Regions from separate parts of the Homo sapiens genome. Here region 2 is linked to region 1. A link is a contact called in ENCODE Hi-C data. All regions are on one chromosome and are shown on one strand. The core of a region is the stretch at or near the end of the contact, and the rest is flanking DNA. Distances in the headings are between cores, read along the strand shown.

The links. A loop is a pair of places that touch in the nucleus more often than their neighbours do. Pooled maps may share reads with other maps.
Region 2: a map of posterior cingulate gyrus shows a loop between it and region 1 (2.2-fold over the local background). The contact joins two enhancer-like sites. A Hi-C loop is called at or near these places in 5 of 168 maps with a recorded cell type or tissue (K562, Right ventricle myocardium inferior, cardiac septum and 2 more) and 3 of 50 pooled maps.

Annotation. Positions count from the first base shown.
Region 1 is chr5:178,426,277-178,431,922 of GRCh38, forward strand. The region is part of intron 2 of COL23A1 (collagen type XXIII alpha 1 chain); the gene reads right to left. Among named protein-coding and RNA genes, the nearest start is that of COL23A1, 160 kb to the right of the region's middle. Within about 2 kb of position 2,600, at least 12 of the 41 ENCODE cell types and tissues checked have a DNase peak (open chromatin) inside an H3K27ac peak, as active enhancers do; they include heart left ventricle, where a contact is called at or near this core.
Region 2 is chr5:178,544,411-178,550,056 of GRCh38, forward strand. All of the region lies in intron 2 of COL23A1 (collagen type XXIII alpha 1 chain), which reads right to left. Among named protein-coding and RNA genes, the nearest start is that of COL23A1, 43 kb to the right of the region's middle. Within about 2 kb of position 2,326, at least 4 of the 41 ENCODE cell types and tissues checked have a DNase peak (open chromatin) inside an H3K27ac peak, as active enhancers do; they include heart left ventricle, where a contact is called at or near this core.

The DNA of each region.
Region 1 (5,646 bases), core at 1,350-3,849:
AGTCTACAGCCTTGTGCAAATGCCCTCTTAGTCTCAACTTCAGCTCATCGCTTTTCGTCTTGCATTCTCCCCTTCCTCATTAGATGACCCACGTTTTTCTGTGTTGCTTCTTCACCTCTGTGTTTACCATGTCTAGTGGCTGCCCCATTGGGAATGCCTGGGCCACCCTGTTTTCGTGCACACTCCCACGCATGTCCCACTGCCGGACACAGACCAGCTTCCACCTGCGATCGCGCTCTGTGCTGCCATCCGGGCGCAGATCCTGCTCTGGCTGTGGTCCATCCCTGTAGATGAGCCGCCAGAAGTGGTGGATGCCGCACACCACCCCCTGCAGCCTGCCACCCCACCAACTTCCCTACTGCTGCGGGATCCGAAGCAGCCATTTGAAGACCGGACTGTGAGACAAGCCGCAGAGAGAGAGAAAATATTTGCAAAAGGCACATCTGATAAAGGACTGTTATCCAAAGTATACAAAGAACTCTTAAAACTCAACAATAAGAACGCGAACAGCCCCGTTAAAAATGGGCCAAAGGCCTTCACAGATTCCTCATCAAAGAACATAGATGATGGCAAATAAGCATACGAGAGACGCTGCCCATCATATGCCATCAGGGAAGTGCAGATCCAAAATAACGATGAGGCCAGTGTGGTGGCTCACGCCTGTCATCCTAGCATTTTGGGAGGCCGAGGCAGGTGGATCACTTGAGGTTAGGAGTGCGAGACCAGCCTGGCCATTATGGTGAAACCCCGTCTCTACTAAAAATACCAAAAAAATTAGCCAGGCATGGTGGTGGGCACCTGTAATCCCAGGAACTGGGGAGGCTGAGGCAGGAGAATTGCTTGAACCTGGGAGGCAGAGGTTGCAGTGATCACACCATTGCACTCCAGCCTGGGCGACAAGAGCAAAACTGTGTCTCAAAAAATAATAATAATGATGATGAGATACCACTACATACCTATGAGTATGGCCAAAATCCAGCACACTGAACCACCAGATGCTGGCAGGGATGTGGAGTATTGGGAAGCCTCGTCCATTGCTGGTGGGAATGCAGAAGGGTACAGGCCCTTTGGAATACAGCTTAGCAGTTTCTTACAAAACTAAACATACTCTTGCCATATGCTCCAGCTATCTTGCTCCTTGGTATTTACACAAAGAAGCTGAAAACGTATGTCCATACAAAAGCCTGAACACAGATGATTATAGCAGCTTTATACATAATTTCCAAACCTGCAAGCAGCCAAGATGTCTTTCAGTAGGTGAGTGGGTAGGTAAGTTGTGGTACAGCCACAGTTTGGGATATTATTTAGCTACATAATATTTAGCACTGAATAATATTCTATTATTCAATGCTGACAAGAAATGAGCTCTCAAGCCAGGAACAGACATGGAGGAAGCTTAAATGCATATTATTAGGAGAAAGAAGCTATCTGAAAAGGCCACATGCTGTGATTCCAGCTAGATGACATTCTGGGAAAGGCAAAACTATGGAGATGGTGAAAAGATCACTCGTTGCCAGGGGCTGGGGGAGGGAGGGATGAATAGTTGGAGCACGGGGGATTTGGGGGACAGTGAAACTATTCTGTATGATACTATAATGGTGGATACATGTCATTGTGTATTTATCCAAACCCACAGACTGTCCAGCACCAGGAGTGGTCCCCTAATGTTAACTGTGGAGTTTGGGTGATGGCATGTCATTGGTTTATTAATTCTAAGGAATGTACCCTCTGGTGGGGGATGTTGATCCCTGATCCAGGGAGGAAGGAGTATTAGGAAGCCAATTTGGCTCTGGTCCAAGCCCTCTCCTCCAGTCCAGCCTTTCCAGCAATGAGGGTATCATCAAAAGCCCACATCTATGCTCACTGGCTCAGATATCACAGGGAAAAGAGAACGAGGAATCCAAAGTCCTGAGCAATCGTGTCCCCTTAGGTGACCAAGCCTTCTGCTGTGGGCTCCCCGAGGCATTTCCTGGGAGAAGGGTCTCTGGCTTCCCAAGATGCCATCTCTCCAGCCAAGAAGGTGCCCTGGGCAGTCCCCGAGGCTGGCCATCCCCTCTAGAACCTGCAGGACCATGGAGCCAGCTCTTTGCACGAGGAGGAGCCTTCCTGGATCAAAACCTACCAAGATAACAGGGAACCAGGGGCAGCTTCCAGGGCCCCTTCCTCATTCTGCTGCTCGGAACTCCTTGTGACAAGGACTGAGTGAGTGTCCGGAGTGACTGCCAGCTGGGCCTGTGCTCTGTGTCCAGGAGCCGCGGCAGGGTGCCCAGCGGGGCCTCTTGGATGCTCCTCCTGGCTGGCAGCCCCTGCCCGGCCCAGGCCTTTTTAGCCCCCGAGCCAGGATGGCAGCCTCTTCTCCTGACCTCATTATGTCAGCGCCCGGATTGTGTGCTGGGGCTGGGCTGGGGACAGGATGTTTTCTGCTTCTCCAGGACATTGTCACTCTCTTGGCCTGTGATCATTCATTTCAGGGCCTCATTTTGTTCCTGAACTGGGCTCAGTGTTAGGATTTTAACTGCTCATCTGCCCAGATGGGGGCTGTGCAAGCAGGGTCTGCAAGCAACTCTGCCCCTGGAGTGGTGCCTCGTGGGGGTGGGGGCAGGGCTGCCTTTGCCTCCCTATTGTTTCCAAGCCAGCTCCCTACCCGCACACAGACAGGCAGGCCCTCCGTGAGTGTCCTGAGACCCTACCACACCCCAGTGCTGCCCAGGCCCAGCACCCGGGGTGCGGGTGTACCTTCTTTTCTGCTCGTGATTGGCTGGGGCACGCGACTGCTCTGTAAACCAGGTGCGGGGAGGGCCAGGCAAATACTTAGGTATGTTGGGCCCCATGCCAGGCACCAGGGCATTTCAGCGCCTTTACAGCTCCTCACAGCCTGGGGAGGTGGGTATTACCTCATCCTGCAGTGGATGGGGCATGCGCCTCGGGAAAGGCCGGGACTCATCCAAGGTCACAGGGCAGAGCTGGGGCGCCACCAGGCCCGTCTACCTCAAGCCCAGCACCCCACACCACACCACAGGCCTCCCCTCCACACCCCACGAGCGAAGGGCCCCTCCTCTGCCTTCCTCTAGAGAAAGTTGCCCTGCTTCCCCGGCCTGAGCCTCACGGTGTGAAAGAAAAACAAAATGCCAGGACCTCAAACTCACCATGCCAAAGCGAAAGTTAAGCTCAGAAACTGAGTCAGGCAAAAACTGCCTTCCTTTTCTTCCCAAACAGATAGCTGCAGTGTCGCATGCTTACTTTAGCTTGTGTAAACTGTAGATTTAGTGAGTGGGAGATGAATGCAGAATTTTGGCTCCCCTCACTCCCTTCTTTTCATGCGTAAAATGTAGATTCATTGAGTGCCGCTTCCTGGTCTTCCTGGTGAGGCTGCACGCACTCTCGCCTGGACACTGCACACTCCCTACTGCCTCCCCCAGCTCATTTTCCACATTGACGCCAGAGGGATCTGAGCACATGGCCCTGACTGTGTCCCTCCCTGCACCACCCTCTATGGCTCCCCATGGCCTACTGGCTACCGTCCAAGTGTCTGAGCCTCTGCTTAGAGGGTCTACAGTGTGGCCCTACTTCCTTTCCCTGACCTATGGCCTGGCTCTAACCCCACCTCCCTCTGCACCACTCCCCAGGCATGGCTAGAACTCTGCTACAGTTCTGTCCCCACTGACCGTGCCTTTCCCTGTGCAGGGTCGCCCTTTCATGTTCCTTGTCCAGGCAGGCTCTGGAGTCAGCTTTCACAACCTGTCCCCAGGAAGTATGTTCAGCCAGGGAGGTCAGCCAGGTACTCTGTCCCCTGAGGTGCACCTGGAAAGACCCACGTGCCTCAGCCTGTCATGCTGAACTTTTAAGAGCACCAGAAACTTCTGGGTGGAACTGTCACTTCGAGACCTTAATCCAGAATATGCTGCATTATCTTGATTGGACATTCATTTCCTGTCTCCCGAGAACGATCACACCCCATAAGGAATTTCTCCCATGCAAGCAATTAACAAAGACACACAGGTGACTTCACTGGGGCCCCAGGTTCCTGGGTCTCTGCCCACTGGAATTCTGCCACTCACTGTCAAGAATTCCAGAAACGGGTTCCGATTTCCTAAGGACATCAATGGCACCAGTTGCACAATTCCATCCTGGGGCTCATAGTCCCCTGGAAAGGACACAATGGGACGTGGGAAGACAAGGAAAGAAGAGTAGTTCTGTGCTCGTGAGAGGCGAGCTTCTCTCTTCCTAGGGGCTGCCAATACCCTGGCTCTCACCTCCGTGGGAAAGATCCATGTATGTCCACGTGTGACGTGCGCAGCAGAGTGAGCACAGAGTGTGAGCGTGCAGAGAATACTGGGCTCCTGCCTGATGTCCAGGTAGGAGACTGAGAAAGGAAACTAACAAAGTTGGATGGTTTCTTTCAATGGCAACTTGGGAAATAGAGCATTCTGATAAAATGAGAACAAAATAATCCATTTGCTTGATTCAACACTAGTCACATTTTCTGAGTGCTGTGTCCCAGACCCTGGGATCTGGGTCTGTGATATTCTCTCCCAGCCATGCATAGGTGGTGCCTTGTGGTTGCTAGGTATGGTGGGTACAGAGGTAGGTGAGTCCCTACCTGGGAGTCAGGCAGCATCCCACAGCCCTCACGTGATGCCCTGGGTGAGTTCATACAGACGTAAAGACATGAGCGGCCTGCTGCAGGAGCACAGGGCAGGGAGATGGTGGAGGAAGAGATGCCAGAGGGAGACGGGCTAGGAAGGAGGAGCAGAGTTCTCCAGGCAGGGGAGGGAGACCAGAGCCCCAGGCAGTAAGTGCGGTGTGAGCAAAGACATAGAGGGAGCACCGCCAGCTTATGGGATGGCAAGTGGGTGGGCTGAGGATGCTGAATGACAGTGACAGAGGCATGAGAAGGATCCCAGGAAGGCCAGTGGGCCCAGGCTGCCAGTGGGGAGCTGGGCTTGGGGTTGCAAAACTCAGGAACTGCCCTCCTGTCACACGCAGGGTGTGTCCTGGTCAGAGCTGGTTTTGGAAAGCTCGTTCTGGGGGCAGACACCTCTTCACACACAGACTGTTCTGGGACACAGCTGCCATGGTGAAGTTCCCAAAGACACTACGGTTGACAGAATAGTGGCTCCCCACAGATAGCCCTTCCCTAATCCCCAGAACCCGCGAATGGTTCCTTCTGTGGGAACAGAAACTGCAGATGTGATGAAGTTCCGGATATCGAGACGGGGAGACTATTCTAGATTAGTTTGGCCCCAGACGTAATCACAAATGTCAAAGTGGAAGATCAGATACAGAAGAGAAGTAGGCGATGTGGCCATGGAGCAGAGACTGGAGTGATGCAGCCACAAGCCAAGGAACGCTGGCAGCGGCCAGGAGCTGAAGAGGCAAAGAACGGATTCTCCCCTGGAGCCTCCAGAAGGAAGCTGCCCTGCCACCATCTTGATTTCAGCCTTTCAAAAGACTCATTGCAAACTTCCGGCCTCAGGAACATTAAGAGACTAGATCTGTGTTGTGTTAAGCCACCAAGTTTGTGATAATTTGCTACAGCGTCCACAAGAAACTAATACAGCCACCTTCTTGAATTGTCACACATTGGCAGTCACGAAATATCTCACTTGGAGAAGAGTCATATCAAAGTTGTCTGTGGTCACTTTG
Region 2 (5,646 bases), core at 1,076-3,575, 120 kb after region 1:
GCCCTCCTGAAAATTAAGCCCAAGACCTGCCATGGCGGTGGGGAGCAGTCTCCCTCAGATGGGGTCCCCTGTTCTCTCCACCTGCCCCAGAAAACAGCAAGACCGGTGGCCACCCCCGCTGTGAGTACTCTGAGGCCCAGAGGTACAGCTAGGAAGCATGTCCCTCCTGGGTACAGCTGACATGTGAGCAAGCACTTTGGCCAGCACAGCCGGCCTCTATCCCCACTGTGAGACGGGCGGTGCCACAAATGGGAGGTGACGATCAGGGGCGGTCACCTTCCAGTCCTGTAAGTGGCAAAGCTCAGAGGCACTGTGGGCTCAGCCTCCAGGTCACCTGCTGCCCCCGTGCCACTGGGGTAGTACGTTCGGGCCAGACGTGGTGGCTCATAGCTGTAACCCCAGCACTTTGGGAGGCCAAAGCGGGTGGATTGGTGGAGCCCAGGAGTTTGAGACCAGGGAGGCCAGGCTGAGCAACACAGCAAACCCCGTCTCTAGAACAACAACAACAAAAAAAGAAAAATTAACAAAATTTAGCCAGGTGTGGTGGCACGTGCCTGTAGTCCCAGCTACTTGGGAGGCTGAGGTAAGAGGATCATTGAGCCCGGGAATTCAAGGCTGCAGTGAGCCGTGATCATTGCACTCCAGCCTGGGCAACCGAGTGAGATCCTGACTCTAAGGAAACAATAACAATAAATAAAAATAAATAAAGTAGTACATTCCCCACAGTATGAGGGCCATAGAGGGGGTGGGGGGTGTTCTAGTTCCTGATGGGGGAGGCGGGTGCCCCTCATGGGTGGTCTGGGCATCCTCTGTTCCCTGGGCTATGCCCTCCTCTTGAGCCCCCACGCCCCTCACAGTCTCAGGCTACGGCACTTTGAGCCTCTCCCTGTGCTGGCCCAACAGGGGGCTCAGGTTCCGCACGAGGCTACTTCTAAAGACATGACCGGACAACAGGCCACTTCAAGCCCATTAGTGTCATGAAACTCATGACCTCACAGGGAAGGCAGCTCTCCCAGCATTCAGTCCTATTTCTAAAGGCAGAACTGAAAAGAATGAAAAGAACAGTGGGTGCCAGGGGCGGGGAGGAACAAGAGCCTTTGGGAAACTGCAAGGGGACACGGAAGAAAAGGACTTTAACACTCGGCCTGCCAATAACCTACAGGGCAGCAAAAGGAACCTCGAGTTCAAGGGCTCTCCTAAAAGCCAGGAGTTGCTTTCTCTCCATGATTGAGCAGAAGGTCTGCTGAGGGATTCTGGCCCCAAGTGAACCGAGGGTCTAAGCAGGGATGATGTGCTTTTCCACAGGGCAGCCACAGAAGGAACTTGCACCCTGGCACAAGCTGCAGGCACAGCTCCCTCCTATCACCCCCACATCCCACTGCCTGAGGTCCACAGGTCGATTCCCACAGGGATACATGAACAGACATATTTGATGCCTACTGTGTGCCAAGCATTTCCACATAAACTTGCCTCAGTTTATCCTCAAAACAAACCCATAGGGTACATCGTATTACCCCATTTTATGCACAAGGAGTTGGAGAGTTTTAAGAATTAGGTAACTGGCTCAAGTTCCCAGAGCTGGGCCCACCTGCATCCAAACCCTGACACCCCTCCTCCACGAGGCACCCTAGATTCCAAGGAGCCGGGAGGCTGCCCGGGAGGTGCTCACCCTATGTCTCAGCCCTGCCCTGGAAGCCTCAGGCTGAGGGGTGGCCACAGGGTCCCCACCTGGCCAGTAAGACTCTATCTCCCCTCCACCTCAAACAGAGCCATGCACACATGAAATATGGGGTGGCGGGGGGCAGATATGTGTAAGAGGCCTCCTGTTCCCGAGGTGGGGGTATCACCCCTCCATTCCTAGATCCCGTTCCTGCCTAAATTCCGGAACCACCCTGCACCCCATCCTTCCCAAGCCTCAATCCTCATGCATTTCTTCCACTGTTCGCCACTTTTGTCTAGATAGGCAGAGGAGCTGGTTTCTGTTGCCAGCAACCACAGGATGCTAACTTGTTCACCAGCCATCTCAGCTCTTCTCCCAGGACCCTCCCTGGATCCCCTCCCTCCTCTCTGCTCCCAGGATGAGGGTGCAGACCCTGCAAAGCTGGCCGTCTGCCCCCCAGAGCTGCCTCGTCCTGACACTGGGGGCCGTCCCAGGGCCTGGCTGCGGTGACGCGCCACTAACACTTACTGGACGATGAGGTAAAAGGACTGAGGGTTCACGAGGGCAGAGTGGGACTGGGATGAGGGAACCAAATGCAAGGATGAAGGGAAAACAGAAAACTGTCCAGGTTTCTGCCACAGCCAGTCCTATTTGTACCATGTAGCAAGGGCAGCTATTTCTGTCCGTGACACCCGCTTCCATCAGCCCCACAAGGACAGAAGGCAGCCTGAGGCAACTCCGTGCCAAAGGTGTGGGCTTGGCAGGCTCACAGCAGAGATTGTGGGCACCATCTCTGCAAGGCCAGGGGCACCCGAGCTGTGGGGCAGCACAAGGGGCCTGTGTGAGGCCCCTGGAGGAACACGGAGGAGGCACAGGGGCTCCAGGGCAGAGAAGCCGGAGGGAAGCCGCTCGCATGCAGAGTGGCCTTCCAAGCTTGGGGGGCATCCTTCTGGGAGCGCCTGGGTCCACAGAGCTCCCAAACTCTGCTCAATTCAGGCAATTTGGGAAGTAAAACAGGAAATGTCAGCTGCAAAAGGTAGAGAAGGCTTTTCAGGGAAGGTATTTCCAAACTATTTCCCCGTAGGGAATACATTTCCGTGACACTGAGTGGCAAGTACCCCGACAGTATCTGATTCACGCCAGCACCGAGCTAAATGCAAATGACTTTCAATCATCAGCCCCTGGGGCACACTCGGAACTCAGCAGAGCCGAGCCCTGGCCCAAGTCACCTCTATGACCGGCAGTGAGAAAAAAGGCGGGTGGCGAGAACATGGGAAAGAACATGGGTAAGAATATTGGCTCTCCTGGGCCAGATTTTGGACTTGATAGTCCCCATAATCACGTGAGCCAATTCCTTCAAATAAATCTCTTTATGCATGCACGTGTGGGCACACACACCCACACACCCACACACACACCCACACATCCCCATACACACCCCCACACCCACACACTCACACCCACAAACACACCCACACACCCCCATACACACCCCCACACACACCTACACCCACACCCCCACAACCACCCACACACACACCCCCCACACACACCCACCCACACCCCCCCACACACACACACCCCCCATACACACCCCCCACACACCCACCCCCCACACACCCACACACACACCCATACACACCCCCCACACCCACACACCCACCCCACACACCCCCACACCCACACCTATACCCACATACCCACCCCCCACACACCCCCCACACACACTGACACACACCCCCACACCCACCCACCTACACACCCCCACACCCACCCACCTACACACACCCACACCCACACCCCCATACACACCCACACCCCACACCCACCCATACACACATCCCACACGCACACTTACACCCACACCCACCCCCCACACACACCCACACACCTACACCCACATACCCACACCCACCCCCCACACACCCCCATACCCACCCACACACACCCACCCACAAACACACCCACCCCCACACCCACACACACATACCCCCCCTCACCCCCACACACACACCCTATTGGTTCTGTTTCTCTGGGGAACCTTGGCAAACTCTGTAAAGAACAAAGAGGCCTGCTGGACTCTGGGCTAAGGAAGGCAGCCAGCATAGCAGCATCACTCCCGGCACCGTGTGTACAGATGTAGTCAGAATCACTGTGACAAATGCCCACTCCGGCCGGGCCCTGCACTGCTGCCTCCACCTTTTTTGGGCCATTTAATCCAAGGGCTGATTGCATATCTCCTCTCATATGTCCCACAGTCATGCCAAAATTAACAGATCTCAACAAACTCTTAATCGTCCCCATCCTGGTCCTGCTCTCATCCTGGCAAGTGGCACCAGTGAGTTCCCAACTCAAAAATCTGGGCATCATCCAAAAACCGGGAGTCACCCGATCTTCCCTCTCCCTTGCTCCCCCTCACTCAGTCCACCTCCACGTCCTGCCAATGTCCTGTGGGGATCCCTATCCACATCCTTTGCCTATTCTTTTTTTTTTTTTTTTTTGAGACAGAGTCTCATTCTGTCACCAAGCTGGAGTGCAGTGGCGCAATCTCGGCTCCCTGCAACCTCTGTTTCCCATCTTTGCCCATTCTTTACTAGAGCCTCTGGCTTGTCCTTATTCTTGTATAAGAGCACTTTATATCTCATGCATATTAACTATGTATTTGTTGTATGTGTTGAAATTGTTTTTTCATTTTGTCACTTATTTTCAAACTTAAGGTGGCATTTGCTTTCTATACAGAATTTTTAAAAATGTCCATCAAGGCTTTTTAATAGCAAAAACAACAAAAACTTAAATAAAAATAAATGTCTATCAGCAGCAGACGAGATGAATAGTAGTATGTTCATACACTGCGATGGCATGCTGCAGTGCTCCATTGTAGAAACGACAGTCACAGGAAATGACTAGACCTGCAAGCATCCATACAAATACTTCTTTTTTTTTGAGATGGAGTCTCGCTCTGTTGCCCAGGCTGGAGTGCAATGGCACGATCTCGGCTCACTGCAACCTCCGCTTCCCAGGTTCAAGCAATTCTCCTGCCTCAGCCCCGAGGAGCTGGGATAACAGGCGCATGCCACCACACCCGGCTAATTTTTGTATTTTTAGTAGAGACGGGGTTTCACCATGTTGGTCAGGCTGGTCTCGAACTCCTGACCTCAGGTTATCCACCCGCCTCGGCCTCCCAAAGTGCTGGGATTACAGGCATGAGCCACCATGCCCGGACCCATACAAATACTTCTTGAAAAAAAAAATGAAGGGATAAAACAGATGAAAAGACACACAAATAACAAGTAGTAGGACAATAAAATATATTGCCATGGTACACATATTTAATAAAATATAATATACAGAAAACATGCAGAAAAAGTATAGCTACCAACTCAAGACATTTGTTGCCTGGCAGAGAATAGGGGAATGGGAGAGGAACTGGTACCTTGGCTCTGTCTAAAACATTTCATTTCTTGGCCAGGCACGATGGCTCATGCCTGTAATCCCATCACTTTGGGAGGCTGAGGTGGGCAGATCACCTGAGGTCAGGAGTTTGAGACCAGCCTGACAAATATGGTGAAACCCTGTCTCTACTAAATACAAAAAATTAGCCAGGCGTGGTGGTGTGCTCCTGTAATCCCAGCTACGTGAGAAGCTGAGGCAGGAGAATCGCTTGAATCCGGGAGGCAGAGGTTGCAGTGAGCCGAGATTGCACCATTGCACTCCAGCCTGGACAACAAGAGCAGAATCCTGTCTCAAAAAACAAAACAAAAACAAAAACAAAAACAATTTCTTTAACAACAAAATAACAAACATGAGAAAATGATGTTATTCATTAAATCTAGATGAAACGGACATCAGTATTATATTCTTCTCTGTACTTTTTTATATATTTGAAACATTCTGTAATGAAAATTAAAATTATTTTTTAATATTAAGTAAAGAAAGGATCTGGTTGGGCAAAAGAATGATCAGATACCTCCATGAGACTCCATTCT